Regions from separate parts of the Mus musculus genome. Here regions 2, 3, 4, 5, 6 and 7 are each linked to region 1. The links are chromatin loops, found by intact Hi-C in ENCODE. Cell type or tissue: left cerebral cortex. All regions are shown on one strand. Region 1 holds the start of Tle3 (transducin-like enhancer of split 3). Region 2 has its middle 17 kb from the start of Gm39350. Region 3 has its middle 40 kb from the start of Gm39350. Region 4 has its middle 8.2 kb from the start of Gm34828. Region 5 overlaps Gm34828 (a long non-coding RNA gene). Region 6 has its middle 53 kb from the start of Gm34770. Region 7 overlaps Gm34424 (a long non-coding RNA gene).

What was found. Hi-C counts contacts between places; a loop is a spot of excess contacts. Peaks named below come from ENCODE experiments on the same cell type or tissue, not always from the same donor. Only the 100,000 strongest peaks of a DNase experiment are listed, where the experiment ranks them.
Region 2: a loop joins it to region 1, with 6 times the contacts of the local background. A loop is called at or near these places in 3 of 42 quality-filtered maps.
Region 3: a loop joins it to region 1, with 4 times the contacts of the local background. A loop is called at or near these places in 5 of 42 quality-filtered maps.
Region 4: it touches region 1 in a loop (8-fold over the local background); 10 of 42 quality-filtered maps call a loop at or near these places.
Region 5: it touches region 1 in a loop (7-fold over the local background); 3 of 42 quality-filtered maps call a loop at or near these places.
Region 6: a loop joins it to region 1, with 5 times the contacts of the local background. A loop is called at or near these places in 4 of 42 quality-filtered maps.
Region 7: a loop joins it to region 1, with 5 times the contacts of the local background. A loop is called at or near these places in 3 of 42 quality-filtered maps.

What each region holds. Positions count from the first base shown.
Region 1 is chr9:61,370,016-61,374,015 of GRCm38, forward strand. Tle3 (transducin-like enhancer of split 3) reads left to right here and starts at 2,351. Exons shown (of 20, transcript NM_009389.2): 1 at 2,351-3,446; 2 at 3,938-4,000. The coding sequence starts at 3,423. It overlaps Gm34157 (a long non-coding RNA gene), which reads right to left and starts at 475. Exons shown (of 3, transcript XR_379512.3): 1 at 369-475; 2 at 145-272. In left cerebral cortex, CTCF peaks have their summits at 373, 2,251 (motif pointing right) and 3,434; DNase peaks (open chromatin) are centred at 575, 1,480, 2,284, 3,325 and 2 more places; H3K4me3 peaks cover 3,592 bases; H3K27ac peaks cover 3,301 bases.
Region 2 is chr9:61,576,517-61,580,516 of GRCm38, forward strand. No RefSeq gene overlaps it. Among named protein-coding and RNA genes, the nearest start is that of Gm39350, 17 kb to the right of the region's middle. In left cerebral cortex, no CTCF peak of the experiment used is centred here; DNase peaks (open chromatin) are centred at 1,947 and 2,655.
Region 3 is chr9:61,553,573-61,557,572 of GRCm38, forward strand. No RefSeq gene overlaps it. Among named protein-coding and RNA genes, the nearest start is that of Gm39350, 40 kb to the right of the region's middle. In left cerebral cortex, a CTCF peak has its summit at 223; DNase peaks (open chromatin) are centred at 262, 1,248, 1,841 and 3,633; H3K27ac peaks cover 550 bases.
Region 4 is chr9:61,828,620-61,832,619 of GRCm38, forward strand. No RefSeq gene overlaps it. Among named protein-coding and RNA genes, the nearest start is that of Gm34828, 8.2 kb to the left of the region's middle. In left cerebral cortex, a CTCF peak has its summit at 1,863 (motif pointing left); DNase peaks (open chromatin) are centred at 1,306 and 1,814.
Region 5 is chr9:61,753,107-61,757,106 of GRCm38, forward strand. The region is part of intron 6 of Gm34828 (a long non-coding RNA gene); the gene reads right to left. Among named protein-coding and RNA genes, the nearest start is that of Gm34828, 67 kb to the right of the region's middle. In left cerebral cortex, a CTCF peak has its summit at 763; DNase peaks (open chromatin) are centred at 925, 2,425, 3,363 and 3,943; H3K27ac peaks cover 743 bases.
Region 6 is chr9:61,712,500-61,716,499 of GRCm38, forward strand. No RefSeq gene overlaps it. Among named protein-coding and RNA genes, the nearest start is that of Gm34770, 53 kb to the left of the region's middle. In left cerebral cortex, no CTCF peak of the experiment used is centred here; DNase peaks (open chromatin) are centred at 1,520 and 2,037.
Region 7 is chr9:61,515,647-61,519,646 of GRCm38, forward strand. It overlaps Gm34424 (a long non-coding RNA gene), which reads left to right. Exons shown (of 5, transcript XR_379518.1): 3 at 3,194-3,302; 4 at 3,792-4,000. Among named protein-coding and RNA genes, the nearest start is that of Gm34424, 7.9 kb to the left of the region's middle. In left cerebral cortex, no CTCF peak of the experiment used is centred here; a DNase peak (open chromatin) is centred at 2,471; H3K27ac peaks cover 717 bases.

The DNA.
Region 1 (4,000 bases):
CAACCTCACCTCTCCTCGACACCCATCCCCCCCCAGCACTCCTAAGACCAGAACAACAACAACAAAACTAAATGCAAGTTTAAAGGGGGGCGGTGGAGATGGAAAATCTCAGACTTCCTCCTGAACGCGGCCCATAGAAATTACCTATTTCAGACGTGCGCAGGAGTAGGAACACCGTGGAGTTTGGGTTTTGATTTTCTTCCTTTTTTTTCTTTCTTTCTTTCCTTTTTCTTCTTCTTTTTTTTTTCTTCAGGGTTTGTGTGTGTTTTTACCTTTTATTATTTAAATTGATACGTTTCATTACTAGGGAGAAAAATAAAATATTCCTTTGATACACAAAATCAAATTGATATTTAGCCTCTGCTTACTTTTTTATGCATGGCTCCTTTATACCACATGGTAGTGACAGATTGTTTGAGCTGGAAGGAAAAGCCATTCAAAGCTAATTAAGCAGCCATTCCAAGCACTATTTGCAAGCGGGAGGCTCAGAAGCCTCGGCATTTGTCAGCGCTCCCCCACCCCTCGTGGTTTTGACTGACAGCTCTGGCTAAGGACTGACAGCTCTCGGAATCTCCACCAATTACTAGTCGAGAGTCTCTTTGCTGGTCTGTGATTGGGTTTTAGACTTGCTCGGGGGCGTGGCCGGCGCGCCCCACGTGGGGGCTGGAGCGAGAAAGGGGCGGGCCGGGTAGGAAGCGGGTGCGCCCACCCGTGACGTAAGGGGGAGGGCAGAGAAGGGGGAGGGGAGAGGGAAGCTCCAAAGAGGAGCCATTTTGAGACTAATGGATGCTTTGGCCAGATGCTCGCATCTGTCGAGCTAGGCTTCTCCCTGCCCCCTCCCCCTTTTCGGTGCGCATCGTACACGATTTATGTTTTTATTTAGGAGAATAAATAAATGAAGAGGGGAGCGTGGTCGAGGCCGGAGCGGGCGCTGAGAGGCTCCATCTCGGGGCGGCCGCTCACGTGGAGGTCCCCGCGCGCTCCCAGCTACTCATTAAGATGCAAACGCGAAACTCAGGCTCCTAATGAGGGGAAAATATAGATTCCGGGGGCGCGCGGCCGGCTCGCGCGCGCCCGCAACGGGCCAGGAGCGTGTGCTTGCGTGCAAGCTTGGTGGGAAAGCCGGGAGGGACCCGAGGACACCTGGGCGGCCCACTCGGCGTTGGTTCTCCGAGGCCGGCGGACCTAGGGTGGGCAGTGTGCCCTGACGTGACCCTTGTCTGCGAGCAGATGGGCCCCAGAGTCGAATATCTACGCCTCCTTGGGTGTCTATGCTGGTGACCAGGGACGCTCCAGGCTCGCAGTCGCTCTTCCACGGGTGGCTGCCGATGCATGTGCCCAGGCAGGCCATCAGGCCAAGAAACGGGGTCGGAACTCTGGGTCGTAGCCAGGAGGGCCCCAACTCCGTGCTTTCCCTTCTTCACCATCTCGGGCCCGGAGCACTGCTGAGGAACCCGCCTTGGCAAGGCTGCGGCCAGGACGTAGCTGTCCCCAAAGGGCAAGAGCCCCAAATGGGGCTAGCCGCACTACTGAGCCTGTTGTCCGCAGACTGCCAGGCCCTTCCATCTGCGCGGCCCGCCAAGCCAGAGTTCTCAGACTTCCCCCTCGCCGGCAGCCGCCTTGCATCAGAGGCGCTGTTTATTTGGCTTTCTGAAAAGAAGGGCGAATGAACAAAGGAGAAAAGCGGGGCGCCCAAGGGTGGGAGAGGGGGCAGAAACGGATAAAAGAAAGAGAAACTCAGTTTGGAGAACAGTCTTAGAGGTCGGAGGTAACTTTGGGTGCCAGCATTTTATCGGTCCTAAATCTTTTGAAGTGAAAACATTAAACTGACAAAGTGATTCTGTTTGTTTTATAGTATCTAATTGGGCTGCTTTGCAACCCTAATGAGATTAGAGGGGGGCAATCGTTCGCCGCCTCTGCAGAATCAACTGATCCATTACTACCAGCCACAGGTTTTAAGGATTGTACAGCTTGTCCTTTTTTCCCCCCCTTTTGTTGTTACTCGTTTTCTCCTTCTCCCCTCCCGCCAAATAATTATTTGCTAGTAGATCGTGGGAAAAAAAGAAGAAAAAAAACCTAGCAGCCCAGGACTATAATATATATCTATTTATTATATGTCTTTCGGTTAATTCCTGATGTGAGGAGCGCTGTTTTTCACTCCCAAGCGAAAGTCACCAGCGGGTAGGGCCTGATTGCTACTTTTCATGCATAGTTTTAGACACAAGAGGGCATTGTGACGTCGCGCCTGGCGGCGCCCAGTCGCAGTCCGAGTCCCGTGGCCCCACGTGGGAGCCTCGCACTCCCATTGGCCAACGCTAGGCGAAGCCGCCACATTATTTTGTTACTTTTCAGTCCCTATTTGGAACTGCTCTCGCGGCAGTTCAGACCTCGTGCTCGGCCCCCTTCGCCTGTCTGTGTGTGGTATCCGCAGGTCCGAGGCACTTTTTTTTTTTTTTGAGTGCGTGTACGTGTGTGTGTTGAGTGCGTGTGCTTGTGTGTTTTGGGGGTTTGTCGGGGCGCGGAGAGGAGAGCCAGGCTGGGAGGAAGGAAAGAAGCCGCAGAGCTCCCGGGCTCGGGCTACGTCTCCCCCTCCGGTGCTCTCCAGCCTGCGCGCTCCTAGGCGGCAGGACGCAGACCGCTCCTCGCCAGAGACGCGGCCGATCCACTTGAAAGCAGAGGACCCCTTCGCCGAGGCTTCCTATGCCGGCTGGAGTTAGGATGCCACGGCTCATTATTTGCACCGACTGAGCCCGGAGTTCCTCCTCGACCCTGGGAAGGGCTGGCGGCGGCGGCAGGAGCAGACGGAACAGCAGGCTCTCCTCTCCGAGGGGGGTGGGGGGGCGTCGAAGCGTCCTCGCTGGGCTCTAGCCCTCACCCACGGTCCTCAAGCCGTCACCTCGGTGGCCTGCTTCCTTTCTCTTCTCGCCGCGAGCTCCGGGCCCGACCGCCTCTGGGATCTGACCCGCGCGCCCCGGATGCTCCGGGCTGCCCAGACGCGCCCCCCTCCAGCCTCATCGTCCTGATTGACCCGTGAGGGGACAGGAGAATCCCCCTTCCCGCAAACCCCCGGCCTCGGGATTCCGCACTGGAGCCGCCAGGGAGCCGATGATGTCCACGCAGACCCGGCTTCTGACACTGTTCACGCAGCCGGGGGAAGGCGGCCGGCCGCAGCCGGCCGAGCCCTAGGCGCACAAAGCGCGAGCCCGCCGACGACTTTGCCGCTCGCTCCGCCGCTCTTTGTCTGCACTTGGGGCGCACGCCCGACTCTGGGATTTCGCTGCGAGAGCGGGCTGGGGGGGCCGGGGGCGAGCTCTCGGTTCCCCGGCCGCCCCCCGCTCGGGCTCGCCTCCCCCCTCCCCCGCACGTCCCCGGCTCGGGCTCTCAGCGCTTCCAAGCTCTCGGAATCGCGACCCCTCCCTGCCATGTATCCGCAAGGCAGACATCCGGTGAGTAATTGCAACTAGGCTTATTTAAGCATCTATCATGGCAGGGTAAACGAGGCAGTTTATCTAGCACCTCCATTTTGCTTGTTGCTACCTTTATGGTGCGCGCGCGTGTGTGCGCTCACACAAAGGGGCTGGGTGGGTGGGGGCGCCGTAGAGAGCCAAGGGTAATTGCGCTCGAGTGGCCCGGGCGGCCTGCGTTGGAGGGGGACGCTGGCTTCCGCCCCGGCCCCTCTCCTAAGTCTTCCAACTCGCGCTCTCGGCACTTGGCCGCCAGAGCCCTTTTGGCTTTGGGGGTGGTCGGGATGCCCGCTTCCGGGCCCCGTCGGGAGAGCGTTGAAAAACTTGCTGGGAAGGTTCTGGGCTGTGGGGTGGTGGCCTTGCCGGAGGCTCCCGGCGGGGAGGGGGCCAGGGACCCAGAGGAGGCACGGGGCCGCGTGGAGCCCTTCTGATGTGCCCACTCCTCTCCCCTATGTTGTCCTTGTGGGCTCCAGGCACCCCATCAACCCGGGCAGCCGGGATTTAAATTCACTGTGGCCGAGTCCTGTGACAGGATC
Region 2 (4,000 bases), 210 kb after region 1:
GATGCTAAGCCTCTGCCACGCAGGCAATCACTCATTGCCTGGCACAACATGGGCTCTGTGTTGCCTGATCTTGCAGGCCTTCCCTCGCTCCCCACCCCCACCCCACCAGGAAGCAAAGAAATTGTTTCTTGTGATTTAAAAAAAAATGAGTTTAGTTTTTTAATGTTGTTAGCTAATATGGAGGAAGTGTCTAAATGCTCTGAGAGAATTAAGTCAAGAATGTTAAAACTTTCCTGAGAGATGCCCAGAAGACAATACCCAGAAGTATACCATGTTCTTGGATGGGGAGGTGTGTACATCATCTGTCAGTCACTTAATTCATTGTCATGATAAGTGTCTCTGACAACAGTGACTTAAGTGTCCGGGACTTATTTTTGACTCACAGTTTTAGAGTCCAGCCCATTGCTGTGGGAGAATCATGGTAGCAGGTGTGTGAGCCAGCTGGTTAGGAAGCAGAGATAGATAAATTTTTGTAGCTTCTCTTTTTTCTTCTCAGACTAGGACCCCAGTCCGTTGACTACTCATGTAACCCAATCTAGAAACTTCCTGACAGACATTCTCAGAAACTCTAAGCACATCTAAGCCTATGAACTGACAGTGATTATATGGATGGGATTTTTTTTCATATATTATTTTGTCACAAGAGGGCTTGGATGCCACAGCAACACGTGGAAGTCAGAGAACAATTTGTAGGAGTCAATTCTACCATGTGGATTCAAGAGAGACGACTCGGGTCAACAGGTTTGGTAGGCAGCACCTTTAGCTGCTGAGTTATCTCACTGGATCCATGATGACAATTTTAAGGGCAGTCCCCATTCTATCTTTTCTCTCACTTGGGATCTGACAGTGACACACATGTGTGCGAGAGAAAAGGGAGAGAATTCAAGATGGTGGCAGAGGACAACAAGGACAAACCCAGGAGGCTGTTGTTGGGACTCAAGGTTTAAGACTTGTGACTGATCGGCTGATGTGAAGTCTGCTTGGATACCTGGATAGAAGTCGCTTACAGGCTCTGTGTGTAGGAAGTAGATCCCTAGGGCCGACCTTTCCTGGTCATGTTCAAGGAGGTTCTGGGTCCCAGTGGATTTCCCCCTAGCTGTCATTACAACTTGTACTGGCTGAGTTTGTGTGTCAATTTGATGCCAGCCAGAGCCATCAGAGAGGAAGGAGCCTCATTTGAGGAAATGCCTCCATAAGACCCCGCACTAAGACATTTTTTTTCAATTAGTGATTAACCACTTAGCTCGTTGTGGGTGGTACCATCCCTGGCCTGGTGGTTCTAGCTTCTATAAGAAAGCAGACTGAGCAAGGCATAGGGAGCAAGCTAGTAACCAGCATCCCTCCATGGTCTCTGTATTAGCTTTTGCCTCTTGGATCCTGCCGTTTGACTTCCTTGGATAATGAATAGCAGTATAGGAGTGTTAGCCAAATAAACCCTTCCCTCCCAACTCGCTTTTTAGACATGGTATTTCATCGCAGCAATAAAAAACCTAGCTGAGACATAGCTAGAGTGGTCTCAGCCTTAACCCTGCTGTCTCCAGTGGATAAGCCTCAGGGCATCATCAGCCTTACAAGTCTGGAGAATTCGCCCTGAAGTCTGGCACAGATTCTTAGGGAGGGACACCCAGCAAGGTGAGGAGGAAGCGCTCTCAGCTGCTGTGTGTGTTCACTCAGATGGTCTGTGTTTGAGTGCACAGAAAATAACAAAATGTACTGAAGAGCCAACACACGAACTAGGAAGCCACACCACACAACAGCTCTTACCTTTCCCCAGAGAAATCAGGTTGTAAATATGTAGCTGTGTTCTTCCTCCCACCCTGTGGGTGTGGAAGTGTTACATTTTAATGCCTCAATCTGGGCATTTTGGTTTAGAAAAAGAACTGTAACGCTGATGGCCAAATCTCCCTCCACACAGTCTCAGAGAACTTAAGTTCATGTTTAAATTTTCTGCACTGCAGTTAAATACACGGTGCCCAGGAGCAGATGTTCCAGGCAGACACATCCCTAGCTCCACTCTGAAAGAAAACAGAGACACAAACACCACCCCCGTTTCATTGCATCCAATGTATGTATAGCTACAGCACAGACGATCTCCCCTGCTCTTTCCACAGCCAGGATGTCATGAGCACGTGGACCACGCCACAGTGCAGATGGCTAACAGGTGAGGCTAGGGAAATGAGCAAGCAGAGGACAATAATGAAGAGGTGGCAGAGAAGGGCCCGCCATTCCTATAACCTTGCCCACACCCTCCTTTCCTGAGTTCCAGCAAGAGCAAGGACATCAATCACTGTAACAATATTCAATTCCTAGTATTTTACATTTCCAAGGCTCGGCTCTGGTGGGACAGATGAGGGGACCTAGCTGTCCTCTTGAGCTCCTGAGGTAGTCATTCTTGAGAAAGGCCAAATATACTCTCTATTGCCCAGTGGTTATGAAACCTACTAGTCCTGCATCCCTGCAAGATTCCCAGGTTCTCTGGAAACATTCAATTCTGTACATCTGCCCCACCCCTTTTTCTGATCTGAAAGATTCAACAGGGATTGCCTCCCAGATCAAGGTCACACACGATTCACTGAGGATGACCTTGCAGTCACACAACGAGACAGAGGCAGAAAATCAAGTAACCTTCTACTGCTCCTACTGTGGAGAGGCCCAGGATCACTCAGGGGACAGGATGGCTGGCCCCGGGGGACAGGCAGGTCTACCTCACTCACAGTAGACCCGAAACCCTTGAAGTGGGGAGGAAAGGTTGCTGTGAGACACTGACATCTCCCAAAGATACCTTAGGCAGAGCCTGTGTCCCTGGGACCAATAAAAATTCCAATGGGCTCTGTGCTTTGGCCCCAAGCCTGCCTAGCCTTCTAGCCCTGCACAAACGTGTGTTGTGAAATTCCGGATTAGTGCAGCAATGGGTTTAGAGGCCCTATCTTTCTTGGGGAGGAGTAAAATAGTATTCTAATATTGGTTAAATCCTTCTAAATGCAAAGTGGTTTAACAGATTAGCTTAAAATCATCGGGAAGGCTGTGCGGAAGTAGGCCACGGGAAAGGTAAGTTTGGCTTCAAAGCAGAGCCGAGAGAAGTGAAACCACCTGAAATCCAATTTGAGAAAATCTTATTTAAATGTGTTTCTGGGGGAAGAAACGTTCTGCGTATTGTGAGAGTTTGTGCACCAGGAACTCGAAGGCCAATCAAGCCATAAGAGGCTCTTTGTTCAAGGACTCATGTTTGACTCAGCATGGCGCAGCCAGATGTGTGTTGGGAAACCTGTTAGCAGAGTTGCTTTGTTAAGGGGCTTAGTATATAGCCCAAGCTGGCCTTGAACTCATAATCTTCAAGCTGCCTTAGCTTCTTGAGTTCTGGGATTATAGGCACACACCATCACGCCAGGAAATTCTTGCTTTCTTTAAGGAAACATCATTCATATGTCCTCTAGGGAGAGTCTAATGTAAGAAGACGCCCCTGCTCCATCAAAGGCTGTGGGAAGTGAAGACCCAGCATGCAAGATTTGAGGGCTGGATCTCATTCGTTTCTGTCACAATGCCTAGCTCAGGGCTGTCACCTGAAGTAAGTATCCACTGAATAAAAGTGGACATCTCTGGGCTGGAGGGACAGAGCAGTCAGAAGCGTTTATCTCACAACCACGAGGACAAGAGATTGAGCCCCAGACACCATATAAAAAACTGGGCATGGTGGTGTGTGACCCCAGTGCTTGGGGAGGCAGAACCAGGCAGACCCTTGGGCTCTCTGACCAAGCAATCTAACCTCATCCGCAGGTTCCACAGACATAGAGTTTGTGAGGAATGACATTTGAGGCTGACCTCCAACCTTCACCCAGCCACCCACACATACACATACACACACATGCACACAGACACACATAGAGACACATACATGCACACACATGCACACAGACACACATAGAGACACATACATGCACACACATGCACACAGACACACACAGACACACACACACACACACACACAGACACACACACACAC
Region 3 (4,000 bases), 180 kb after region 1:
AGAGGCAACAAGTACCAGCACTGTACAACGGAACACACACAGAGCCCAGGGTTGCATTCCAAATGATAAGTTTCACAGCAGTGCAAGCATTTCCAGTAGTATTTATTAAGAGCATCCCTCCCAAGATGGTCGGCTCTGGGGGACTTCTGTGAATGCACTCTAGAGGCACCACAGCCCCTGCCGGCGAAAGGGTGGGCCAGCATCCGTGGACTTAGACAAAACAACCCCAAGGAGTCCAAGTTACACACTATAGAATTCTAAAAAACTTGTTAGTGTGAATGGCCTGCTTTGTATGCAGCTGTTGTCAGCTGGGCACAGTTACAGCTCCCTTCTGCTGGCAGCCTAATGCGCTCAGTGTGGCCTCTGTCTTGTCAACATGAAGCCCTTTGGCCTTCAATGCTATTGTTTTAGTTAAAATGTCAGGCTCACTCTTCTGATTATTATTGATCTTTAATTTTTTATTGCATTAATTAATTTATGCATGTGTCAGGGGCAGCACACACATGCCACGGTATACACATGGAGGTCAGAAGACAACTTTTGGAAGCCGGTTCTCTCCTTCTACCATCAGGGTTTTCAGGATTGAACTTAAGACATCAGGCCTGGAGCAGGTGTCTTTATCCACTGAGCTACGTTGCCAGGCCCATTATTGGGTTTATAACCTCCTAGGAGAGGAGTTAAAATGTAGCTGCAGAAATAGTTTAGACAGTAAAGCCTTACAAAGCTTGAGGGACCCGAGTCTGGTCCTCTGTAAATGCTGGGGAGGACGGCAGGTGCTGATGCTTACTGGCCATCCAGGTTAGTCTACTTGCTGAGTCCCAGGCCAAGCAAGAGTTGTCTCGAAAACAAGATGGACAACCTTTGAGGAATGGCAGCTGAAACTGTTCTCTGGCTCCGTCATCCATGTACACACACACATGCATACACACTTGCACATAAGCACATACACACAAAGGGGTAGGGGAGGGAAGAACAGAAGTCAAGTAGGCCGGCTCACTATTCGAGGAAGGGACATCATTTTGGGATAGGGAACAGAGGGGAAGGGTGGCCTCTGGTGAGGTCACTGAAAGACTCCATTCTGCAAACGTCCAGAGAATGTTCTGGGTGCCTGAACAGGGACTGGACTGTAGGAAGGAATTCGAGTTGGCATCTCTTGGAATGATCTCAGCCTCTGGAGAGTCTTCCAGATTAGCTATTTCTGAAAAGCGACAACCCCAGCTGCTCTGACTACGCAAGGCTATTGATGTTTGTCCTTCCCTCTGTCAGCCACTGAGTCATACTGGAGTTCATGGGAGCGGGGAGGGAATTCAAGCCTTGGCAAATGTGGCGGCCCACTCACCTCCTAGCTATGTACTTGTCAAGCCTGCCTGTCTCTTTGAGCCTCCTTTTCTTAGCTACGAATGGGGAACCCTAAAGTCCATCATGTCCATCACTGGAAGGCAGCATACACATCTTCAAAAGAGTCACACACTAAAAGGGGAATTTCTGTTATTATTATTGAACATCTGTATTCAGAATTATTTCTTTGAGGACCCTGGTGAGGCCCACTCATCTTGGCTTTTTTTTTTTAAACCCATAAAATCATACTTATTTATTTAACTGTGTATGGGTGTGGGGAAATACATGTCATGGTGCGTGCATGTGTGCATGCATGTGTAGGTGCATGCATGTGTGTGTGTGTGTGTGTGTGCATGTATGTGTGCGTGCGTGTTAGTCAGAGGACAATGAGGGATTCAATTTTTTTCCTTCTACCATGTGGATCCCAAGGGATGGAACTAGGTTGTCAGGCTTGGTGGCATCTTGCCAGCTCCGTCCTGAGTTCCTTGAAAGAGCCCTCTTTTTACCCTCCTCGGGAAGCTTCACACAACTCTTGTATGTAACTCAAAGAACTCCTGGCTTCGTATCATTGTTGCTTGGTCCTGGGCCACGCACCTCGTTGTACCAATTGGACACACTGGCAAACTCTGACAAACATTTGACATTCCACTTTTATTAAGTGTCTGCTCAGACACTATGATGGCGCTTCTCGGTTGTCAGCTTGACATACCTGGGAAGAGGAAGCCTAAATTGAAAAATCCCCTCCATCAGCTTGGCCTGCAGGGATGTCTGTGGGGAGTTTTCTTGATTACTGAGAGATATAAGAGGGCCTAGCTCACTGGGGGCAGTACCAACCTTAGGCAGGTGGGCCTGGCCTAAAAGAGAACGATACTGAATTGTGAGCCTGAGAGCAAGCCAGGAAATGGTGGTGCTCTGTGTGTGGTGTCGGCTTCAAGCGCTTGCCTTGCGTTCCTACTGTAGCTTCTCTCTATGATGGACTGTAACCTTTAAGAGGAAGAAAAGCCTTTCCTCCCCAAGTCTGCTTCAGTCAATGTTTTATCACAGCAACAGAGAAGCAAACTAGGGCAGACATCTGAATGGTGCACAGAGCCCACCAGTAGGCAGAACAGACTCATTTTGTCTCCAGAGCATAGAAAAACATTAACTGTAATTCCGAAGTCTACTATGTTGGGTGTTTTTTTTGTTTTGTTTTGTTTTGTTTTTTTGTTTTGTTTTGTTTTTGTTTTGTTTTCTTTTGTTTTTTCTGAAAATTGGGGAAGAGATGAAAGGTAAGGTAGATCTGGCAAGAGTGGAATGAGCATGCCTCAGAGGGTGTGCACAGCAGTGGAAAATGGGATGTGTAGGGTGGTTTCACAGACAAAAGAAAATTTGAACAGCCATGGTAGAGATGAGGTTGTCAGTCCAGGAGACAAGTGGTGGAGGAGCTGTTTAGAGAGAGTGATCTACTGAGCTCTGGGATCTACTGACTGAGCAGAGCTCAGAAGACGGAGCCCACAGTCTCAAGGGCAGGACGGAGCTGCTAGGGCAAAGGTCAAATGCACGGAGCTGAGAGGATGTGCAGATCACAGAGAGCTTTGTCGGCCATCTTGAGGGACCTTGCTCTGCATGGTGTGGAAGATCGTTGCGTGGTTCTGAGCACAAGAGACTTGAACTATTTTTCCAAAGGCTCTGCGGTTCCATACTAAACAGATCTGGGGCTGAGAAGACAGCTCGTTCAGTGAGTAAAGTTCTTGTCATGCAAGAGCCAGGACCTGAGTTCCATTTCCAACACAAACATGAAAGGTGAGGCAGGAGGGTGAGCGAACTGAGCGAGTGAGCTCTTGAACTCTGAGCATCAATGAGGCAGAAACAGCAGATTCTTAGTGGCTCACTGGCCAGCCATCCTGCCCCCAACTAGAGAGAGCGGGTAGGGTGACAGAAATGGGACCTGGGAGACTCAGGAAATAATGTGCTCATAATGTTGGGCACCTTATATGGTGACAGTGGCTTGCACTGGGGGGTGGTGTGGCTTAGCAGGGAAGTAGGGACAGTGGCCAGAGTGTGGATCCAGCTGAAGCTGCTTTATTGGACATGGGGGGGGGAGGGTGGAGGAGGCACCAAATATTTCAGATGAGCAGTAGGCTAGAGGTGTTACTGGTGCCGTAGGGAGGCTGTGGGTGGAGAGGGTTTGGGGAGGGGGTGGCTTAGGGACTTTGGATTTGTGGAGTTTGTGATGCCTGTTAGACATCTAAGTCAAGATGTTGAGTGGGTGTTCGGATATATCGACTGACGTCCAGGAAAGAGGTCTGAGCTGGAAATATAAATGTGGGCGGCATTAGCATAGAGCTGGTATTTAAAGCCACAAGACTAGGTTGCCATGAGCCTTCCTCCCACATGGCTTCTGATCGGCCTATAGCCAAAGCTGTTCAGAAGACAAGCAAGACCCCACTGGTAGTAACACCCAGATCTCACAGGTTCCTTGTCCTCAACTGCTACTCCTTAGGGAGTCTTCCAGGGAGCCTTGGCCAGGCCACGAGTCCCATTGCCTTCTGATACAGGCTCAGCCTCCCAATCATCACAGTCCCTAATGTGTGCTAGGAGGATCGCCACCATCCTTACACCACAGCTCTCAAGGTCCAGAGACTAGACGTACACAGGGACACATGTCTTCTTGCCTCTTTCA
Region 4 (4,000 bases), 460 kb after region 1:
GGTCTCAGCCCTAACTCAAAGAGGCCAGGTTTCAACCTCTGGCCTCCAACTCCTGCCCCACTCCTAGGCAGGGCCAGGCCCTTTCCACTGGCTCCATTAGAGCCAGTTCAGGCCACTTACTCACAAGTTTTATGCCCACTAATTCCCAGCCCCACGGGGACCATTTTCAGTTCATCTCCATATGTCTCATCCCCGGTGGCTTTGCATCCTGCTGGGCCTATGTAAATAACCAGATGCAGGGTGGGCCTAGTGGTATAACAAGACACTCCACAAGGACTGAAGATGCCTCCAGTGATGAAGAGGAGGAAAACACTAGCACCCTACCTCAGGAGCTCTAAGGAGGTAACAGGCATCTGAGAGCCATCCAGGGTGCTCACGAAGCCCAGTGGTGAGGGATTAGCTCTGTGGACACTGCTGAACTCTAAGACTCTAGGATGGAATCCTGGGAGTGCTGGAGACATCCAAAAAGTGGTCTCTCTCCCTACTACATCCCCAAGCATCCAGAGCTTGAGCCAAGGTAAATAGACTGAAGGACTGAGGAAGACTTGCATCTCTAGCCAGTCCCACCCAGGAGTAGCCTTATGAAGAGGTTGGAGCCTCAGGAGTTGGCCATCCTAGAGGAGGGACAACAAAGTCATTCCAAAAAGAAGTACCCCACAGCTGAGTGCCAAGGAACAGTTCCATGTCCCGCCCCAATCCATCCCTAGGTGACTGCCCACAGATCATGCCTGACATTCTGGAGGACAGATCATCTGCCCATGTGGGAGGGGTCACAGCCGGGAAGTAAAGGACAGTGACCTACAGAAGACAGATAGGGAGTGTGGGAAATTTGGTGTCACTAACAACCTCTCTTCCTAGAGAGCCAAGCAGGGCTAGAGGTGACAGATTTCACCTGACCTTGGTCTTGTGTGATCTGGAGATGTGTCAATCATGACCACGTGCCAACACCAAAGGAGATCAAACAGGAGCAGAGGCTGGAACAACTCCTGGCAGAACAGCACAGCCAGCTAACAACTCTCAGAGTCTGTTTCCTTCCCATCCCTTCCCCAAGACCAAAGTGCCTCCCTGAGCCTGATCCTCAACACATGGACCTCAAGGTACAAGGACCAGATGAGAACCCCAGATCACCTGAGCCCCTTTTTACAGAGACGGAAACCGAAGCTCTGGAAAGGAAAGGCTCAGCAGAGCATACATGCAGCTGCTGGAACGGAACACCAGTTCAAAGCAGAGCAAGGATGAAGCTCTCCATCCCACATGGCACCACCCCTGCATCACCCCACCCCCAGGCGCATCTGTCCGTGAAAACTGTTACTGTCAGTCGCCGCCCTCCCCAACCTCCATCCTTCCCTTCTTCCTGAAACCAGAACATTGTGCAGAGTAGAGAGGTGGGAGTAGGGCAGCCAGTGGGCAGAAGTGTGATGGTGAAACTCAAGGTACTGGAGAGAAGAAGTCTGGGGACAGCCTCATCACTTTGGGCCATGCAGCCTGGCTGTTGGTACACTGCGCCCCACTGTGCTTTGTCCTGGCTCCTAGCTTGCCCTCCCAGGTTTGACGCACAGCAGTGAAATGCAGAGCTGACCGAGAGAAAAAGCACCTAATCATGTAAGACCCACTCCTGAGAAGCCAAGGCGCGTCACACCCCCAGGTCCTGGTCCCAGGTGCTCTCTGTAGCCCACTGGATGTAGTTGGCCTCATACAGCCATATGAAACTACAGTTAAAAAGGCACAGCAGCAATCCGGAGCTCTCCCTGTTTACGACAGAGTACCACCTCCTACAGCAGCCGCACCACCTTCGCCCACACATGCCTGATGCCACCAAAACAGGCTGTCACAGCAGAGACAGGCCTCTGGTGCCCTCTACTGTTTGACACTCCTGCACCATAGCTGGAGGATGGCACCAAGGCTGGCAGGGGAGACTGGGGAATGGCACCTGCCCCCATTGGGTTGTCCCAGTTTATAACAGCCCCTCCATCCATTTTCCAAGGGGATCCAAAAAAGCATGATACCGCTGCCAGGGGTAGATCAGCAGGGTGTGTCTTGTTGACAGACCACCTAGAGGAATGGCTTGCTAGTGAGCCAGCATGGTAGTGCACATCTGTAATCCCACACCCAGAGAGGCTGAGGCAGGAGGATCCCAAGTTCCAGCCAATCTGGGATGCCTAGGGAGACCCTGATCAGAAAAGAGCTGCTAGTAAGACAGGCTCCTCTCCATCATGGACTGTCTCTCTGCAGAGGCTGCTTCCAGTGTCCCCAACTTGTAGTTCAAGGTCATCACTACTCACAAGGACAATAGCCTCCCTAATTCTGCCCTACTTAGGATCCCCAAGAGTCAAAGAACACAGAAGTAAAATAGCTAGAGATGTATGGCTAGGTATGGAGAGCCACATACAAAGACACATGCCTCTCTCTCCTCTCTCTCTCTCTCTCTCTCTCTCTCTCTCTCTCTCTCTGTCTGTGTGTGTGTGTGTGTGTGTGTGTGTGCGTGCGCGCGCGCTCATGAATATACATATAAAGAGAAAGAAGGAGGTCGAAAGGGAGAAGGGGAAACTGTTGTGAACTGTCCCCTGTCCACTGTCTGCAGAGCTGACCAGTGCCTAAAGCTTTTGGGACGAGATGACATAGCCGGGAGTGTCTAACCCACCTGACAGCAAGTACAGGCCAGAATATATGGGAATTTGGCCCAAGACAAAACTTTAAACTTACTTAAAATACTATGAAGTGGTTTCTGTTGCAATTTTTGTAACTTGAGTGCATGATTCTCAATCACGAACTCTGTAGATGATGTCATTCTGCCTGCTGCCACTCAAAATAACCATAGGCCTGGTCTAGCAATGCCTGGGCCATGGGTAGGATGTCCCTGGAATAAAGTGCAGCTCAAGACAACTCTTCATCAACCAATATGCCCCCAGAGAAGCCAAAGAGAGGGGCTCCTCGGCTCTAGATCACAGTCTCTAGTTCAACTTCACAACATCGGCCTGGAATCCACTGGATTTCTAATCACCTAGACAGAAACAGGCAGTGGGCTTGATTGATTTAAATGTTAGTCTCGGACATAAAATATTTTGTGATACCTTGGCTGGTGTCTGACTAAACCACCAGTCACCGTAGCATATGCAAATCAACACATGCCATCAGCCATCGCACTCCTCGTGGGCTTTGTGTGTCCACCAAGCATGTGCCAAAGTATCAACTCTGCGCCAGATCATGGGAAACCTTGTGTGTACAAGGCACGTCTCTATTCTTTCACAGTCTTTGTTAACCTGGGGCTTCCTGGTCCAAAGGGCCAGCCTTAACAGATGAATTGATTGATGACTTATCTTGCTTCTGTGTCACGATGCTTGGCAAAAGCAACTTAAGGGGAAAGGGTTTGTTCCGGCTCACAGTTTCAGTGTGCAGCCCGTTGCAGCAGAGAAGGCATGGGAGTGGGAGCTTGAGGCAGCTGGCCACGTTGCACCCAGGGTAGTCAGGAAGGAGATGTGATGTGCTGCTGTTGTTTATCTCACTTCCTCCTTCTCTTCAGCCTAGGCCTCCAGTCCCTAAAATGTGCACCCAAGTTAGGGAGATTCTTTTCATCTCAGAGAATCTAGTCTGGATCCTCTCAGGTATGCCTAGAAGCTTGTCCCCTAGGCGACTGTAGATTCTGCAAGGTGACAATCAATATAAGCCATCAGGACTGGAGAGATGGCTCAGTGCATGAATCATTCAGATGCCCATGTAAAAGCCAGGAAGGTATGGCAGCTCCACCCTGTAACTCCAGAATTTGTATGGCAGGGCAATCTCAGAGCAAGTCGGGTAGCTCGACAAACCCAATCAAAGAGCTCTGGGTTCGATTGGCAGGCCTTGCCTCAATGAATAAAGTAGAAAACAATCAAGGAAGACACTTCAATCTCCAGCAGCCACACATATGTGCTTGTACATGTACACGTATACACACGTGCCTACACACATGGGAAACCCATATATACAAGTCTGGCGTACATATTACACACACTTATCCATG
Region 5 (4,000 bases), 380 kb after region 1:
TCTGCAGTAAGACCCCAGAGGGCACACATAGACAGGGCTCCTTAGCCTATCCCTTGCCCTGGCTCACAGAGGATCCTTGCCCAAAGGTACCACTTTGGGAATTTAGCCTTCTGCTTACTGAGAAGACCCAAGGGGGTCACAGGCTCCATTCAGCATCTGTCCCAGGCACCTGCTGTGTGCCCAAGACTGTTTGTTGAACTGCAGGGACCTGAGATCCAGTAGGCTTGCCTGATCTGGCTGGGTCTGTATACACACACACACACACACACACACACATCTCTTCCATTATCAATGTAGGAACTTCAAGGTAGTACAGGTGGAAGACCCAGGCACCTATGTCCAGCACACCCTAAAGAAGATCCAGTCACCTTTTCCAGTGAAGACAAAGGGCACAAGCTGAGGAGGCCCAAGGGACCACTGGCTGTCCTTGTCCCACATCCCCCCGTTAGTCATGCAGCAGGCTGACTGATCCTGAGCTGAGACTGGCAACAAGGAGTCTGAAGCATTTCATACTACCTGCCCAGCCCCTAACCCAACCAGGTCCTCCCTTCTCCGGCCATCACAGGCACCAGAGAGACTCCTTGACTACGCCAGAGCAGTAGAGCTCTAGAACAGCAGGAAAGAGAGAGCTTGTCAAGAACCAGCGGAAGATGGTGGCACCAGGAAACAGAAAAGCCTGATGCCGAAGGTCCTGGGCTGAGCTCAGAGAAGTACAATGTATCAGACAGTTACAAAGCAAGGAGGCGGAGCGCCAGGCTCAGAGCCATCTCCTCTCTTTCCTGCAGGCGCCCTGAGGCAGGTTCCCCAAAGCCCTGTCCAGACTCGGTGTTCCTACAGCTCAGAGCGCCTGGGGGTGTGTGGTGCAGAGGGGGAAGCAGGAGAAAACAGCAAGTGCCAGTGTGACTCATGCTTCTAAATGTCGTGTTATTCCAGGCGTGTTCTCACTTTGCCTCCACCTTCATCCACCCCCCCACTTGCCATCTTGAGAACCGGCTGCAGGGTGGGGGAGGAGGCTGAGCCCGGGTCTCTAGGGAAGCTTCGTTTTTACTCTGTCCTCTGGAAAGCTGGGGGTGGGGGTGTGAGTAGGTAGTTGTCCCTAGTGAGCACTGTACTGGGAGCAGAGAAACAGAGTTCTCTCCTGGCTTTAGAACTATTGCTGTGAGACACTGAGCAAGTCCCTCGGCCTCTGTTATTTCATTTCTGTCCTTCCCAGTGTGCAGTGGGGCTTAGGGGAGGGGTCTAGATGCCCTTGGAAGAAAAACAACATGGTTCTCAGGGCTGCGACCCCCAATTCGGGCCTGATTCGGGAAGATTGTGAGAAGGCTTTGATCTGTAGTGTGTGTGTGTGTGTGTGTGTGTGTGTGTGTGTGTGTGTGTGTGTGTGTGTGTGATGTGTGTGATGTGTATAGACAGGTGTGTGAGCTTGCTTTTGTAGACATGTGTCTACACATAGACAAGCATTTGGGCCCATCAGGTGTCTTCCTCACCCACTGTCTACTTTGTTTTATTCAGACAGGGTCTCTCACTGAACCTGGAGATCGTCCGGTCGACTGGGTGTGACAGGTGACCAGCAAGCTCCAGGACCTACCTATGTCCCCACTTGCCCCAGCTCTGGGGTTTTGGACATGTGTCACCATGCCTAGCTTTTATATGGGTGCTGGAGATCAGAACTCAAGTCCTGATGCTGGCATAGCTAACACCTTACTGACTGAGACACCTCTCCAGGCCCTGGTGTTTGTACGTTTAATGCACTTCCCTACCGCCATGCAACCTGGTGGTCCCATGTAGTCTGTTCTAATGGCAGTCTAATCATCTCAGGACCAGTTTGCCTCTTCCAGAAAAAAAAAATCCTTCTTGATTTCCCTGGCCCAATCAGCCATCTTTAGCCCTTGCCACTTCTGGACCTTCCTCCCTGATCATCCTCAACTTCTGTCCCCAAGATATACAAGTCATGTGTGCACATGGTGTGTAAAATAGGTGAGTATGCATATGTGTATGCAGTTGTGTTTGTGTATATATATATGTGTGTGTGTATATATGCGTGCCTGTGTGTTTAGATATGTATTTGTGTATGCATATATGTATGTGTGGTGTGTGTATCTATGTGTGTGTGTGTGTGTGTGTGTGTGTGTGTGTGTGTGTGTGTGTGTGTATATGCATGCCTTGTGTTTAGGTATATATGTGTATGCACACATGAGAACCAGGAATGATAAAACCACACACAATGAAGGGGACATTGTGCCTATAGCCAGGCTAAAGTTCAGACCTGGGTTCCGCATCTCCAGGCCTTACACTTTTGCTACTTACTGGGCCTAGCCAGGTAGTGTCACGTGGGCCCACAATGGGGTTTCCATGTATAAAGTCCTTTGCGGTATGTCTTAGAATGGCCTAACAGACAGCATGTTGCCATGGAGATCTGAATGCCTCCTGCTTGCTGCATACCTTCAGGCAGAGGACTGGGGCATTAGAGTCTTTGAGGGTAGGGAAAGAATAGGTACCCCAGGTACCAGTCAGGTCCCCATGGGAGGGAGAATTCCCCTAGATGGTGTAGCTGCAGAGGTAGGAGTAGAGAGGCTGTGACAGAGGCCAACAGGGTTAAAGGAACCATAAGGGATCATGAGGTAGCTAAAGGGAAAGAGCAGCTGCCAGCTGTTGTCCTAGGGGGTACAGGAGCTGGTTCTGGGACTGTCCCCTCCCACGTCTGAGGAGCAGTTCTTCCTAGGGTGGGGTATCACTCAGGAGAAGCAGAAAAGATCTGAGAGAGCTCTGTCCTCCCATCTCCTGCTGGTACCCACACTAGCCAAGCCTGGGGACCAATGAAGGCATCAGTGACCTCTAAGCATGACCCAGATGGGGTGGAGGAGACAGTTTTACATGGCAACTTGGGGGCATTCAGGGCATTGTCTAGCCCCTCTGCCTTCTTCCCCCTTAGCATGACCCCATCCACATCTAGGGTCCAGAGCTGTCAATCAGAAGCCCCAGCTGAGCACCCCCACCCAGCCACCCAAACACAGGAGATGACACTAGGAAGTCACTTCTTCCCTTCAGCTATCCTGTCTGAAAGCCTCTAGGGTCACGCTACCTGTCCAGAGCTAAGTGTCCCTATCCATTTGTATCCCCTGCCATTGCAGGAGGGGAGCCGGCCCTGCTCACCAGGAAATGGGCCTGCAGAACAGGGAAGCTCAGCAAATGGGAAATTAATTCTGGGCGGTGAAGGGCAGAGGCTGTTGTTTGTGATCTATAACTTACTCTTTGTGTCAAACTGTGTACTGTGTATATCAGTGGGATGGCAAGAAACCCGAGATCTATTACTTAGAGTTTAATCTGTTCTCCGTGTCGGAGAAGGGAGAGGGAGGCGAAGAAAGCCACAACTTTAATCACAGGCCCAACTCTGAGATGTCAAGTCGCTCTGGGGTGTGTTAGTCAAATGATGTCGTATTACAGGCCTCCCAGACAGCTCCCCATACTGAGGCTTTATCTGCCAAGCCGTAAATTAGCACACCTACTTTACGCTCTTCAGGTAAAACCAGTAATTTAGCTGCAAAATACACACACATGCACACGGTGCGGAGGTGGGGGGGGGGACTTCGAGGAGGGGGCAGCCCCACCTTTGAGCGATGAATAGGGAAAATGAGCAAAGCCAGGGATGGAAATGACACCTCCGCTGCACCTCCTGTCATTAGTGTGTGAGAGCCCCTGTGCCAGCCCCACCGCAGCCCACCTTCCTTCCTACCCACCTTGGCGCCTCCCCCACCCCCACCAGCCCTTCTCCTCCTCCATGAACCGTAAATTACATGCTGACACCTTTAATTTGTGCAAAGTATGCCTGGCTGCGCCTGGCACCAGCAGCCGGCTGCTATAATAAGGTCAATCTATATTCATTGAAGCGGCACTTCATGTGCCTGATAACACAGGGCGGCATCGGGCGCCGCGGTGGCTTCTCCAGGCTGGGGGGCGGGAAGGGGGACAGGATGGCGGCGACGCGGGGGTGCCCGCTGCC
Region 6 (4,000 bases), 340 kb after region 1:
CAATGAGCCCGACCACTGTGTCAGCTACTGCTTGGATCTTTCTTTCATCATTTAAATGGAGGGGAATGACATGGAAGACTTAGTTCCACCTATTCCCCAGAAAAGTGGATGCAGAGTCAGGGGAAGCAGCCTCCAAACTCGGCTGAAGAAGAACGGGGCTTGGCTGCTGACTGCTGAGAAACCTGGGGAATGGCTGCCTCTTAGCATTTCTCCATCTGGACATGAGGAAGGTAGCAATTACCTTTTATGTGAGACACTCGCTTACTGTGACAGACTGACGGCATGTAGGACCCTGGTTCCTGTTCACCCCTCTATACTCATGGCCTTTGCCTATGACTCTGTACTGCCTCTCACTTTAAGGGATGGCATCTTTTTCCCGATAAGGTTTTAGAATCTGCCCCCTCAAAATTCGTATGCCAAAGGCTAATGCCCAGCCTGATGGTGTCAGCAGATGGGGGGGGGGGGGCTTCAGGCCATAACTGCCTCATTAGGGTGCAGGCCTCCCAAGTAGACTGGAGAGGGCATTGGAATGGGGAGAGAGCTCAGCTAGTGAAGTGCTGGAGGATCTGAGTTCACTCCCTAGAACCTCACAAAGAGCTGGGTGTGGTAGTACACAGCTGTGCTGCCAAGGGAGGCAGAGACAGGAGGATCCTTGGGGTTCACTGCCCTCCATGTCAGTCTACCCAAATTGGTGAGCCCCAGGTCAGTGAGAGACCCTGTCTCATCAAAAAGGGTACAGAGCAACCACTCAAGATATCGAATATCAACCTGTGACTCTCATATGCTCACACACACACACACACACACACACACACACACACACACACATACACATATGCATTCACACAGAGATATGTGGATGTGAAAACACAAACAAGAGACATATATGTGTGCGTGCGTGTGTATATATATACATATATATCACATTACATATATTGTATATAAATATATATTTTATATAAATGTAAAGCAAGAAAATGGCGTCGGTGCGCCAGTAAGCAGGCCTCCTTCAGACGCCAAGTGCACCTCAATCTTGGGGTTATCAACCTCCAGAACAATGAGTAACACATTTGTGTTGTTCATAAGCAACCAGCTTTGGGCATTTTGTTACAGAAGTCTTCATGGGCTACGACACACCCTCTTCCATTGAGGTTGGTCACATCACTTGCCTTGGCCAATGAGATGTTCACCACTGTGGTAGGGCAAGTGCTCTGATGGCTAAGCTCAACCCTCCCCACCTCTGTATCTGAAGTTGCCAGGAGGGAAAACCCTCCTGAGCTTCTGGAGGGCAAGAGGAGACAAGCTTGGGCTACAGGAAGGAGGTCTATCAAGGTCACCCCACGGCCAGCCTACGTCCAGGTATGTGAACAGCTCAGGTGAGAACAGAGAGATCTCTGCTGACTTGCTGGTCAAGGAATTAAAAAAATGCTGACTTTTTGTAAGCTGGAGTGTGGGTTGATGGTTTGTAGGGCGGAAAGATTTTTGGCAAGCAGTGTGAAACACACTCACAAAAACAGCACACCGTAGGAGCCCAAGATCTGAGCATTTCCCCACATCACTGTACCACCCCCACACTTTCAAGAACCAACTCCATCCTAATGGAGACAGTTGGGAGGCATAAACCTTGGTCCCAGGGCACTCTCAGCTTCTAGCTCAGTGTTACCTCCCACTTCGGATTGATTACAGACGCGGACTGCTCAATTTTGATTAAACACTAAATTGTAAGCTGCTTACAGAATGCATGCAGAAAGCTGGCATTTATGAAGTCCAATAAACTACTTGTAAGAACAGGAGTGCTAGATGAGGGGGAAAAAAAAAATAAGATCCTCATCCAAACAAACACGGGTTGACAGCCGACAGATGGTCAGAATCCCTTCCCTTGTAAACTAGAAAAATGAAGATTTGGCAAGGGCTGTCTGAAAAAGAACTTGCAAACATCAAAGCTTCCCCTTTCTGGGCTGGTGTTTTTCTGGGCCTGACTTCAATATTTTCACAGGCTACTGCACGGAAAAGGTGTTGCAGGCCTCCGCATCGCTGGCGAGGAAAGGCTAAGACATACCAGGGAGGGAGGATTTATAGGAGGCAGCGCTGCCAACCTCGCAAAGAGGGAGCGAGCATTTAAAACCCAGCGCCTGCATACTTCCATAAATCCCCACAACTCAGCGTCAAGCCTCCCCCTTAATCTGCTGAGGTGTGAGGGAAAGGAAGGAGGAATTTTCTAACTCCATTTTTCCACTCGGATCAGCTTCCAAGGGGGAGGGTGACGGCGAGTTAATCTTTTGAGGCCAACAGCCATCTTAATAGAAATAAGATCCAGCCTTAAAACCCCAGGACTGGGCTCCCCTCACCTTTGTAAACTGAAGGAAAACGGCTGTTAAGTAGGGCTTTGGCCTGGACTCAAAGGGGCCCCGAGGATGGGGAGCGGCAGGGTCTTTGACTGCTTGGGTTTTGGTAGTCTCACGTCCTCCCTGGGAACTTGCATTGCTCAGGGTGCCGACATGCTGGTGAGGCAGGCAGACTTGGTGGTTCTTTGGTTATTTACATGGTATGCCACAGATTGACAGATTGCCCTCACTTCCAAAGACAGCCCTGGTGACACTCCCCAGCATCGTTGCCTCAGACACATCAGTTGGTACTGTGGTTTGAGTACCATCTGAGCAAGCCCACAAAGTTCTCATTGTGACTGAAGTCTTGAGCTCAATAGTGGTGCTAAGTGATGATGGAGGACCTTTGGGAGGGGGTGGGGTATAGTGAGATGACCTTTGATTGTAGAGAGCACATGCTCAGAAGGCACTGTGGAGCACCAGTTTCCTTCTCTGATTTTATGTTCACACACACACACACACTGATATACTACTGTCTATTATTCTCATTAGATAACTAATAGAGCTTATCTTGGACATTTTATTTACTTTGTGTGTGCATGCACATGCACACGTGTGCATGGGCACATGTGTGGTATACAGACACATTTGTGGAATGTGTGCATGTGTGTATGTGTGCATGTACAAGTGTGTGCATGTACATATGGAGATGAAAAGTTAGACATCCAGTGTCTCTCTTGAACCTAAAGCTCTGTGATTCAGCTAGACAGGCTGGCCAATGCTCTCCAGGAATCTGCTTGTCTCTGCCTCACTAGCACAGGAGTTATAGGTATAGATAGCTAAACCTGATTTTTCACATGGCTACAGGAGAGTCAAACTCAGGTCTTCATGCCTATACAACAGGTACTTTGCTAACAGAAGCACCAGTCTGATTCCTCTCAGTGAACAAGGAAAAAGGAAGCCATGTTCTAAGTCACTACAAGACATGGTGATGCCTACAAATATCATATCTTTGGCCACACTTGGCCCAAAGTTTGGACTCTACAAATAGAGTGAATGTTACCACCTCTCAAAAGCAGATGAAGCAAAACACATGAACTAAAGGACACTTTATGCTCTGATCTAATTGTCACTCCAACTACCTGTTACTTGCTGACCTCATTGACTGCTCTCTCTGAATTATAGATAACAGATGCCCTGGCAGGGCCAGCTCTGAGTCCAGCATCCTTCCTCTGGATTGTAGACTAAGAGCACCGTGCTCAGCAGAATGATCTGTGTGGTCCTGAGAGACCACATTTCTAATAAAGTTCCCTGTCCCTCCTATCAGCTAGTGGCACCGTGACCATCCTAACTTGTGTAAGCATACTCTCAGATGTTCATATAGTGACCAAACTGCCTAATGGCACATTCCTCAGAACATGTTCCTGTCATTAAAGGACCCTTGTTTTATGTAGATCATATATGTGTGTGTATATGAATGGGAAAATGGTTCCATTGGGTAAAGTGCTTGCCACAGAAGCATGAAGACCTGGGTTCAGATTCTTGTTTCCCATATAAACAAACAAACAACAACAAGAAAAACAAAACAAAACAAAATACTGGGTGTGGTGGTACATGTCTGTAACCCTAGCAGTTCAGGGGGAGAGGGTAAAGCCAAGTAGATCCCAAAATGATGA
Region 7 (4,000 bases), 150 kb after region 1:
ATGGGTCAGTTTGGGATACAGACACAGCTGACAATAGCTTGTCATTGTGCAACAGCTTAACTGAAATCTAGCTGTGAGGAGAGATCCCTCTGTGGACAGAACTGTAGGCTGCAGCTGGCCATCATTTTATGTAGAGAGAGAACTGACCCATGACAGAAATCTATACAGATGCACACAAGGGCAGCGGCCATCATCCCAGAAGGTGGTACTGATGGTTCTGAGATGCGAAAGAGGCAGGCACAGCAGGACCCCTCCTGTTTCCACTCTGATTGATCCACGGGAGGAGGCTCCCTGAAATTTTAGGCCCAGGCCTGGCACAGAGGAAACATGCTTCTACCAGAGACACTATGAGAATTCCATTAGTTCTAAGACTATGACCTGTTCACTGGCATCCCTGAGTCAAGAGCCCAGCACATGAAGGAATTTGGGAGTCACCATTTGGCAGGAGGTGGACAGTAACCATCGGGATGTGATTATTCTTATATCTGGAATCAAGGAAGCAGGTAGCTGCAGCCAGCTGATACGTGCATGTGTCTGAGTTTTGACAAGTAACAGAGGAGTTGCAGCATCCACAGATAGTGCAAGAAGGGTGGGATGACACAGGCTCAAGTCCCTCAGGGATGAGGGTCTGGGATGCGCTTGTGTTGCTCACAAGACCCTGTATAAACTCTCATCTAAAACAAGAGCAGAAAGCGCAGCTGAACGAGGCCCGGCATGTCGACTCAGAGTTGGCTCCGGCTTCAGCGTTGGGGGGAGTTATAATTTGCTGATTTTCACAGCATGTGCTCCGGAAAAGGGACCCCAAAGGACCAGAGCCATAGTGTGGTATATGAAGGTGATGGCTATGGAAGGTCACCCATGTTTTCCTTGCAGGAATGGGGTTCTTGGTACTCATGGCTCGAGTCTCATTCAGCTTCATTCTTACCTAAGGAGAATCCTCTTGCCAAGGTCTCTGCCTGAGGCAGGCACTCAGAAAAATGGCTATACTGGGCAACATAAGGCTTTTGGGGCAAGTGTATAATGGCCTCTGAAACACCCCCAACACCCTGCTCTGTCCCCTTTGTGCCCCTTTCTCTCCCATGAGCCCCTTCTCCTCCCATAGATGATTTTGGTTTTACTTGCATGACATCTGCACACACGTAATTTTGTGTATCTAGGTAAACTCCAGGACTCAAAAACGAGAGAAAACATGCAATATTTGTCTTTCTGAATCTGGCTTAATTGGCTTAATTATCTCTAGTTGTACCTCAGAAATAAAAATGGTCACCAAATGGTGCTGTGGTATGCAGAGGAGGATAAAGGGGATGTGTATGTGTGCACAGGTACCAGTGTGAGCATGGGAAGGAAGGAAGGAGAGAGGAAGAGAGAAACTGATTGACTGGTTGATTGATTGATTGGTTGATTGATTGATTATGAGAGTATAAAGAGTTCAAACCCTTACCTTTCTTTTTTTAAGGAAGAGTCTAATCTATTCCTAAGAACTTTTTGATGGGGGATCTGGGGAGATTGCTCAGTGGGTAGCGCGCACAGAGAACAAGGGTGAGAATCTGAGTTGGAATTCCCAGAACCCAAGGACATGCCAGGTGAGTGCAGCAGCCGTCCTGTAATCCCAGCGCTCAGAGAGCCAAGACAGGAGACGCCTGGAGTAAGCTGGCTGGCTTTGCTGGCTGAACTGGCCATGTCAAGGTCCAGAAAGAGGCCCTGTGTCAAGTACATAGAGTGGAGAACAATCGCAGGTGCACTCACCATACATGCATGCACACACATGTATCCATATACATGTAGACACTCATATACACACACATACATACACATACAAAGAAAAGAAAAGGGATTTAGATCAAGATACAAAAGCTTAACTATTTTGCTTACAAATTTGGCATTAATGTAAGAAGAAATAGCTAAAATCCAGGAATTGGTGGCTCTACGTTTTGAAAAATTGGGACCAAGGAGGGCAGAGGGGCAGCAAAGCTGGTCCTTTTAAGAAAATCTTGTGCAGTAATTTGACAGCTGAAATTATAACACCCGATGAGCTCATTAAATATGCAAATTAAAATTTAAAATTTAATTACAATGAGATTTGAAACCAAAAAAAAAAAAAAAAAAAAACCCTGGGCTGAAGTCCTAACTATTCCATCTAGTCCCAGAGTTACTTTAGGGTGATGCCTCAGTTTCCCCATCTGTCAGCTGCTCTGTCATGCTGTTCAAATGATTTTGAAGAAGGCTGGCTTTTGCCTGCAAGCTCTGGACCCACTAAGAGCTCATGGTTGGGAGTGGTTTGCCTCTCGCTGGGCTTGGCCTGCGGAAGAGACTGTGGGTTATGCACTATCTACAGCTGTGCTCAAAATGGCACATCCCTCTGGGTTGTGAAGGCTTTGCACGTCTCCTTCTGAGACAGATTGTCTCATCAGAAATACCAACATATCTGGATGATCTGCTAAACCAGCTACCAGCTAAATTTGCTGCCTCCCAAAATAGTTCTGGGATATCTCTAGGACAGGCCCAGCCCCAAACGCATTCATGAAGGCAGCCAAGACTGAATCCAGTACTCCCACACCCTCCAGGCCTACGGCTCTGCTGCTCTCCAGCCCCCACCCCAGACACCCAGTACCCTTGTCCCCAGCCCTCGACCGGCTCTCCCTTGAGGAGGGACTTAAAGCCTCACCACGGCAGAGGGATATAGTATTGGCCAGCAGTGGGTTCGAACAAACTGCCCATTTCCCAGGAAGATGCACATTTGAACGTGCAATCAAGTATTAAGTTAAAGAAGATAAATTCTAGTGGTGAATTAATGTAGCAAGTAGACATTAAGGAAGGGTATTTTGGGATGTGATGACATCCAAGCTCTTCTAAAATTATATCACACACATGAATACAGTTGGAACGTCTACTTCCACAGAGGCAACCATCTGACAGGCCTTGCTTGGAGGCCCCAGACAGCGCCTATGGCTAGGAGCCTTAGTGCTCTGCAGAGTCCTTGCATGGACTCTCCACAGAATGCCCTCCTGGTACAAGAGGGCCCTTCCACGGATCCCTTGTGTGTGGATATTCACTCTCTTTAGCCCCAGAAGAGCCCCTCTTCCTTCCATGGCTAACCTCTCAGTACAGATTGATGGATGTTTCTTGTTAGAAAAATCCTGTGTGACCTGAAGGTACTGTTTCCATTGCTATCTCTACTAAGTGTCCCTTCCAGGATGTTCCTGAGAGTCTGAGGAAATGGGTGGATGGTCAAACAGGGGACGGCTGGACTGGCTGAAGTCACACGATGTCTTTGCTGCAGGTCATTTTGAGCCTATGGCGAGGTAATGCACCAAATCTCACTCTCAGAATGGGGCCGAGAACTGGCTGCTGTTCGGGTCCTGTGAGCTTAGAATGCTCTTTAGCTGGGGGTCTTGTGGTATGAGCATTGGTGGGACCCCAGCTGTGCAACTAGCTCTGAAGTGGGCAAGCCTGGTGTTCAGAGGACCCCATGGACTCACCGGAGCCAAATGGCCATGCTCCCTTCAGCTCCGCAGGCTGGAATGTCACATGGGTTTTTTGAAACTGGCTCCTCTGTGTGTGGTCACATTGTGGAAATGGACTGTTAGTCCATTTGTCTGCCCCCATGACCAAATAAATTAGGAAAAGCAACATGGAAGAAAGACTTATTGGTCTTTTGGCTTCATAGGTTTGGGTCGCTTAGGGTGGGGGTGGGGAGCCGGGAGTGAGGTGGATCAGAGCAGCTCACACTGAAGCAGAGAGGAGTACCCTTTTGTTGAGCTTTCTCTTTTGTTGCTTTTTATTCTGGCCAGAACTCCAGCCTGCGGCATGTTTCTACCCCCATTCAAGGTGGGTCTTCCATCATTAACCCTTTCTGGGAATGCCCTTGAAGACTCTCCAGGGGTGCTTCATATCAATCTCTAGGCACTTCTCAATCAAGCCAAGTTGACAATCAAGCCAGCCCATCTCACTGGTCAGTCAGGGCTCTGTGCTCCCAGAGAGCGGCTGCTAAATCAGTAGC